2 separate regions of the Homo sapiens genome follow, and region 2 is linked to region 1. Evidence: chromatin contacts called from ENCODE Hi-C or POLR2A ChIA-PET data. All regions are on one chromosome and are shown on one strand. Each heading gives the region's core, a stretch centred on a gene start or an enhancer-like site at or near the end of the contact. The rest is flanking DNA. Distances are from core to core; before and after follow the strand shown. Region 1 holds the start of LHX9 (LIM homeobox 9). Region 2 has its middle 78 kb from the start of LHX9.

Region 1 (3,960 bases), core at 621-3,120:
GTAAATAGCAGCCCTGCTGTCAGGTATAGCTGCCAAAGTAAGGAGGAGGGGGATGTCTCCAGCTTAGTTCACTTGATTGGCTTCATTTTTGTGTGAAATTGCGTTTTATGAGCTGCATTTTGGCACCCGGAGGACTTAAACTGCGTCCAGTCTGCAAATAACATTATTTTTGACCCTGAGAAAAAAGGAGGGGAAGCAGTAGTGTCTTCAGTTTCATGGAAGAGGTCACTCCAGGAGCCTCAGAAGACAACGCTTTGGGACAGGAAGTCAGGCTGCTGCACCAGGGGTCGTTTCCTCTCTCGCTTTATTTCTGCCTTCCTTCCTTCCCCTTCTTCTCATCCTCTCACTTCTTTTTTTCTTTCCTTCTTCCCTCTCTCCCTCTCTCCCTGGCTTTTCTCCCGTCATCTTTCTAGCTTTGGCCACAGTTCCCGGTCGGGCTCCCCCGGGCGGAGGGAAGCGGGTCTGCGGCCGGGCGGCTCTTGTGAGGTATCTAGGATGTGCCAGGACACAGGCACCGCAGTCCTGGGAAAGGCGGCGGGAAGTAGTGGGGAACGCAGGCTGACGAAGGGGACGGAAGGAACAGAGAGCGGCCGGCGCGTCCTCCTCTCTGGGTAAAGCCGCGTTGGTTCCTGCCGCAGCGCTGTGCTTCGGACTCCTAGGGGGCCTCTGGCCGTTTGAATGAATCGACAATATCAGAGTATTGTGGACACTTTTTAATGGGGCCGGGGAGGGGCCGCCGCTGCCGAGAACTGAGGGCGACAGAACAATCCCACCTCTTGTGAGGAGCAGGTCTGCCATTCTGCTTGTCAGTTCTCACCTTCCCCTCCTCCACGGCAAAGAGTCCCTTTCACACCCTTCTGAGTGTGCGGGTGCGCCCAGTTTTACAAGTCCTCTGTCCTGCCAGGGTAGTGGGAGAAGCACGCGATGGGGCTAGCGCCCAGTCCTGCGGGGGCAGGCGCCAAGCTCCCGGGAGTCCGCAAGTCGCTTCCTATATTGGCAAGCTTCAAATGAGACATTAGAATCTCCGGCAACCTTCCTTCAAACCTGAACCGGGGAAGAGAATAAGCCGCCCTATGGCCAAGGCGCAATTGCGTACCCGTGTGTACAGGTCCATGCCCTGTCCCCTACACTCTAATTTTCTCAAAGAAAATTGTTTTGCCAAAAGTAACCCTGAGAAATGCAGACGCTCCAAACGCCCTCTCCACTTCGGATGAAGCCAGCATCTAGTAGGGTCTCCGGCCCTCAAGAAGGTGAGGCAAAGAGATGAATTGTCAGACAGCTGCTTTTAAAAGTGGATTGAGGAAGATGGGATGGGGAGGAGAGGAACCAGCATTATCTCCACCTCAGTAAATTGCTTACATTTCTGCTCAATATTTATGCATTTCGGGTGACAGTCCTGCAGGCTGGGGATGAAAAAGTCCACAAGGAGGAAATCCAAAGTTTGAAGTTGATATTCTCTGTGTCCTGAGCCAAGGTCTGATCTTGAACTCGGATCAAATAGGCGGGTTCTAGGCCTTCTGCAACAGGGCGGGGACAACAAGAGCTCCTTTTCCCCTTTAAAACATGACTGCTGGGAACTCTTGGAAGGATGTGTGTGTGTGTGTGTGTGTGTGTGCGCGCGCGCGCGCGTGTGTGTGTTTTGTGGGGAGGTAAATGCCCCCTCCTCCTGCCTCCCCGCTCTCTATCCCCCCACCCCTTTGTAATGTTTGTCCTGCTTGCCCATCACCAGGGGGTTGAGAGGAGTATGACAGGTCTTTGTTGTCTGAATAAAAATCCGTGGCAGCTCCGGGGAGAGAACTCCTCCTACTAAATTATCAAAAATGGGCTGGCTTTAGTCTCTTAACAAATTGGACACAGCTCAGGCAGGAGCAGTCCCCAACCCAATCTACAGGCACTGGGAACTTGCAAGCAGCCAGGGAACGCTGAAAATAGCACGTCTTTTTCTTTCTTTGTGTTCAAAACTATTTTCTTTCTTCACCAGATTTTGTTTTCCTCCCCCCGCTGCAGTTGTTTCCCATTAGTAACTCGATCTCTCAGAGCAGTAAGATTCGCCTTCTACGCCTCTTTTTCCCTCCGCCCGAATTGTTTGTTTTCTGCACATCTCCTTCAGGGAGCCGCTGAGGCTTCCCCCCAACTCTTCCCAGTTCTTTTTGCTTCCCCTCGGCCCCCCAAGCAGACCGATTTCCACTCCATCTGTTTCTTCTCCTCCTTTCTCTCCCTCTTTCCCTCCATCCTCGAGCGTCTCTGCGCTCCTACAGGGCAGCCCTCTCTGGTCCCTTGCCTCCTTCACTCGGATGAGCTGAAAGCCCCGGGCGTGTGTATATGGAAATAGTGGGGTGCCGAGCAGAAGACAACTCGTGTCCTTTCCGCCCCCCAGCCATGCTCTTTCACGGGATCTCCGGAGGCCACATCCAAGGCATCATGGAGGAGATGGAGCGCAGATCCAAGACTGAGGCCCGTCTGGCCAAAGGCGCCCAGCTCAACGGCCGCGACGCGGTAAGGAAGGGCTCCGCCGCGGCGGTAGCCGGGCACCCCTGCGCCCTCTGTTAAACCAAGCCGACTCCCTGGCCGGTGGAGAACCGGAGCGGCGGGTCGTAGAGACGTCCGCTTGAGGGTGGCGGGTGAGTTTTCTCCCGTCCACCTATGCCTACAGGGCTAAGAAACGGTCGTTTTTCTGAATCGAAATGTCTGCAGCTGGCTATCCTCCGTCGCAGCTGATTCCGAAAGAGCAGGGAGAGGAACTGGGAGGAGGTGGGATGGGGGGTGGTGGCATTCTCTTCTACAGACCTCAAGGTTCCCTTGATTCCGGGGCAGGCGTCTCCCCGGCGAGGATCCGCAGCTCCGAGGGCAAGCTGGGCATAAGCAATAGGAGGACGGCGCGCTGCCGAGGCGTCCGAGCCAAGCAGGAGCCCAGGTGGCCTTAGTCTCTGGGCCTGATGACCGGACCTGTGGAGTAGATTCCGACGCGACTGGGTCATTTCCAGTTCTCTAGACGCTCGGGGCTTGGGACCCCTAACCGAGAGAATCTCAGGGTTTCTGGCATCCCGACTCAGTCCCTCTAAGGAGACAGCACTACGTTTAGCGCCAGGACCCGGCGGGTGTCATGTGTAGGGGGAAATCAAATAAAACATACGGAGGAGCGCGGCACCCAGTCGAAACGCATGAACTTTATAACCAACCCTTAAACAAGCTAATCAACCACCACTGTTTCTACTATCCATAATAATAAAGTCATGTCCTCTTAATAAAGAAAACTAATTACTTATCTAAGCGCTTCCCTTTCCAGATTACTAACGGGGGGGGGGGGGGACTACAGAAGTCTCCGGAAATTATTTCGGCCAAACATAGCTGTGTAGATCCTTTGGTACCACAGTAGGACTTGTAGCCCAAACTAATCAGGAGACTGCTCTAGCCCTTATCAGCTGGGTTTTGGGTCCGGCCAAGTAGCCCAACTGGTGAACGTGTCTATATTTGTAACACTCATTCAGTGCCGGGGCCCCTGGTCGGAGTAAAGGGCTAAACTTTACTTTTTCAGGCCCGCTGAAGTTTCGTGGGGAAGATCAACCCATTTCTGCTAGTCGTGAGGGAAATGTCCGGAGGTTAACTCCTTTTCCCTTTTTCTGGTCATCACTTTTAAAAACAAATAGTAGCAACCCAAACCCAAATTTTGCAGCGGGGCTGGGCTCCTCAAGGTGGGGCCACTGGGGCATCCCGAGTCGGGTCAGTGGGACCCAGAGGGAAGCATAACTTGGGCACTAAACAGATTTTCAAGACAAAGGTCTCAGTACGCCTGTTGATGCTAGGGAAAGAGGGGACTGTATACAGCGGGCTGGACAGCGGACCCTCTTTGGGAACAGCCACTTTACACATTTATTGGGAACGGCACCAATAGCCCTGAAAATTAGGGAACAGCAGGGGCTGCCAAATATATCTCAATCAAAACAAAGTCGACCAAATTAT
Region 2 (3,960 bases), core at 616-3,115, 78 kb after region 1:
TATATATGTGTATAAAGATACATTTGTCTTTTATATATGTATCTATATATAATATATAATATACATATTATATATACATATTTTATATAATATGTAATAATTACATATATAATATACATGTATAATTACATATAGAATATGTAATAATAAATAATATACATATTATATATAATATATAATATATAAAAAAGATATATATACACACATTTATGTGTATATATGTTTTATATATAAAAGATATATATTATATATAAAAGATATATAAAATGAATATATAAAATATATATAAGAATATAATAAAATATATCTTTATATATATCTTTTTTATATATATATAAAAGATACTTATAAGAATATATTGGTCCACATGATTATGAAGGCTGAGAATGTACTTAATCTGCCATTTGCAAGCTGGAGACTTAGGAAGGCCAACGGTGTAGATTCCATTTCCATCTGAGGCACTGAGAACCAGGAATGCCTAGGGGAGGAGACAGAGGAAGTGTATTTAATCTCCCTCTGCCCTTTTGTTCTATACAAGACCTCAATGGATCGTGTGATGCCCACCCGTATTAGGGAGTGCCATCTGCTTTACTCAGTCTACTAGTTCAAAAGCTAATCTCTTTCAGAAACACCCTCACAGTCACACTCAGCAATAATGCTTAATTAGATATCTGGGCATCCCATGGCCCAGCCAAGTTGACATATAAGATTAATTATCGTACACCAGATATTCAAATTTGTCTTTATGACTCCCAGGAGTGTTTGGGAGTTTTATGTACATGAGTGGTATTTATATCCCTTAAGTATTTGTGGAGCACTTAGTCTATGCCAGGCATTGTTCTAGTGCTGGGGATACAATGAACTAGACAAGCAGGTGGATGTTCTGGTATGAGGAGATAGAATGTAAACATATGAATAAATTATTAATTTTTTAAAAATACATAGTGGGAAGTATTAAGAAGACAACAACAAAACAGGGTAGTGAGATAGAGTGCAATTGGGAAGTGGGGTCCGGGAGCTACTTTAGTAGGTGGTCAGGGAGTCCCCTCTAAAGAGATGGCATTTGAGAAAAGAAATGTTGCTAAAGATCCGGTTAGCTGAGGACATTTCAGGAGAGTGGCAAGCAAATGTAAGGCATAGATTTGATTGAGATTATTGTATCTGGGTCAGCATGAAGGCTGGCACGGTGGAGCAGATTGGGCAAGGGAAACAGTGTAATAAGTAATTGATATCTGAGGCAGGCAGTATCCAGATCACGGTTGAATTTGTAACCTGGGAAAAGGAGTTTCGCTTTACCACCTTGTTGCATCAGGAAGTCACTGAAGTGAGTTCTAAGCAGGGGAGAGATGTTATCAGATTTATGTTTTAAAAAGGTTATCCTGGCTGCAGTGTTGAAGACGAAGTGTTGCGTGAGAAGAGTGGAAGCGAGGATACTTGTTAGAAGGCTGTTGCAATACTCGGAGTGGAGAGCCAAGGTGAAGATGAAACCAGTAGCAACAATGAGCAAGAGCAGTTTACTTAGGTAACCTGAGTACTTATTAACCAGAGGAAAATCAAGATTGTGATTTCCCAAGAGGTTGCCTTCAAAGCAGTCTCTGATGCCTTTCAGGGCAAGAGATAGGACCCAGGAGGCAGGCTTAAAAAATTTTGGTAAGCAAATGCTAAATTGTGCAACAATTCCAGACAGCTATTTTGAGAGTACCATAGTGCCCCATTGTCTTCAGAATATATGTTCCAAGACCCTCCGTGGATGCCTGAAACCACAGATAGTACTGAACTGTATGTATGCTTAGAGTTTGTTTGTTTTTTTACCTGATAGCCTACATGACTATTAAGTGACTAACAAGCAGTGTATTAGTTTGTTTCACACTGCTGATAAAGACATACCTGAAACTGGAACAAAAGAGGTTTAGTTGGACTTACAGTTCCACATGGCTGGGAAGGCCTCAGAATCATGGTAGGAGGTGAAAGGCACTTCTTACATGCGGCAGCGAGAGAAAATGAGGAAGAAGAAAAGCAGAAACCCCTGATAAACCCATCAGATATCGTGAGACTTATTCACTATCACGAGAATAGCAGGGGAAAGACCAACGCCCATTATTCAATTAGCTCCTTCTAGGTCCCTCCCACTAAACATGGGAATTCTGGGAAATACAATTCAAGTTGAGATTTGGGTGAGGGCACAGCCAAACCATATTAAGTAGGTAGTGCATACAGTGTGGACATATTGAACAAATGGAGGATTCACTTACTGGACAGGATGGAGCATGAGGGCTTGATATTTCATCACACTACCCAGAACAGTGCACAACTAAAAACTTATGAATTGTTTATTTCTAGAATCTTCTATTTAATATTTTTAGATTGTGGTTTACAATAAGTATCTGAAGCTGGGGATAAGAGGGACTACTGTATTTGTTCCATTTTGAGTTGAGATACTTATTTTTTTCAAATCTTGCTGTGGGTTTTTAATATCTTTTTTTTGGAGACATAGTCTTACTCTGTCACCCAGGCTGGGGTGCAGTGGTGGGATCTTGGCTCACTGCAACCTCTGCCCCCTGCGTTCAGGTGATGTTCCTGCCTCAGTCTCCAGAGTAGCTGGGATTGCACGCTGCATCACAATACCTGGCTAATCTTTGTATTTTTAGTAGAGACAGGGTTTCGCCATGTTGGCCAGGCTGGTCTCAAACTCCTGGCCTCAAGTGACCTGCCAGCCTTGGCCTCCCAAAGTGCTGGGATTACAGGCATGAGCCACCATGCCTGGCCGATTTTTCATTATCGTTTTGGTTGTTGTTTAAAGACAGGGTCTCACTTTGTCATTCAAATTGGAATGCAGTGACAATCCTAACTCACTGCAGCCTTGAACTCCTGGGCTCAAGGGATTCTCTCCCCACAGCCTCCTGAGTAGCCTTCTGAGTAGCTATAGGGTCAGGTAACCACACCCAGGTAATTGTTCTGTTTTGTTGTCTGTAGAGATGGGTCTTACTATGTTGCTCAGGCTGCTGTTGAACTCCTGGCCTCAAGTAACCCTCCCACCACAGCCTCCCAAATGTTAGTGTTACAGCCAATATTTATTATCTATTCATGACTAGTAATGTAAATTATAAAGTTTCATTTTGATGAAGAATAAGCTTCATCTAAGCTCCCCGGTCCACATATATCAGATGAGAAAACAACAACCACCCTATAAATCAGTAATACAGAGAATGCAGGAGTATTCACCAGTGAAAATTTTAGAATCTGCAGACACTATGCCTTAACTGGGGATTTAAAAAATATGCATGTATTACTGATATAATTCATATAAAGGATTAGATAGTGGTACAATTTATCTATTTAGAAAAATATTTTTTATCTCATACTTGTAGAGAACCCAAAATTTCCCCCATTAACTTTCATTCTTCTTTGGTTATCATTGTTAATAGCTTGCATTGCTTAGTACTTCACAGTTAACCAATGTATTTAGTGCAAATTTATTTAGTCTTTCTTGTTATGCTGTGAGCTCATACATTATTACTTTCATTTCATAGATAAGAAGAAATTCAGACACATGAAATTGTCTGCCCATTAAAAACCTCTCAGTTGGAGAGTGGTTGACAGAGTATTAAAACTCTGGCCCTCTCTCTCCAAGACCAAATTATTTTTCCACCAGTCTACTGTCTAAAGATGTTAGTATAATTTTATGTTATATCAGAAAATAGCTCATTAATATTCATGGTTATTTGTTTAAAATTCACTTTCATAATCTAGAAAAAGCAAAATCCTGAAGGGATGAGGTAGGTTTTAAAGGGGGTGGGACTTGCAGGAATTCTGAGGGTGAGAAGGTTGGTGACATTTGCCATTTGACAGTCTTGTAGGCCCCTGGGATTCATTTGAGACTGCTAAGTCCAAGACTCTTCCCAGAGAAACAATTCACTGCTCTGAGGCACCTTGTGAACCTGCTCAGGCTCCCTGGCATAG

The links. Hi-C counts contacts between places; a loop is a spot of excess contacts on that map. ChIA-PET counts read pairs that join two places held with the same protein, here RNA polymerase II (POLR2A).
Region 2: a map of endothelial cell of hepatic sinusoid shows a loop between it and region 1 (5-fold over the local background). The contact joins the enhancer-like site here to the promoter of LHX9 in region 1. A Hi-C loop is called at or near these places in 2 of 168 maps with a recorded cell type or tissue (Calu3 and endothelial cell of hepatic sinusoid). POLR2A ChIA-PET finds 5 or more read pairs at or near these places in 4 of 52 experiments (AG04449, BJ, K562 and 1 more).

Annotation. Positions count from the first base shown.
Region 1 is chr1:197,915,502-197,919,461 of GRCh38, forward strand. LHX9 (LIM homeobox 9) reads left to right here and starts at 1,871. Exons shown (of 5, transcript NM_020204.3): 1 at 1,871-2,496. The coding sequence starts at 2,323. RefSeq lists an enhancer at 2,442-3,168.
Region 2 is chr1:197,993,771-197,997,730 of GRCh38, forward strand. No RefSeq gene overlaps it. Among named protein-coding and RNA genes, the nearest start is that of LHX9, 78 kb to the left of the region's middle. Within about 2 kb of position 1,866, at least 2 of the 41 ENCODE cell types and tissues checked have a DNase peak (open chromatin) inside an H3K27ac peak, as active enhancers do; they include PC-9, where a contact is called at or near this core.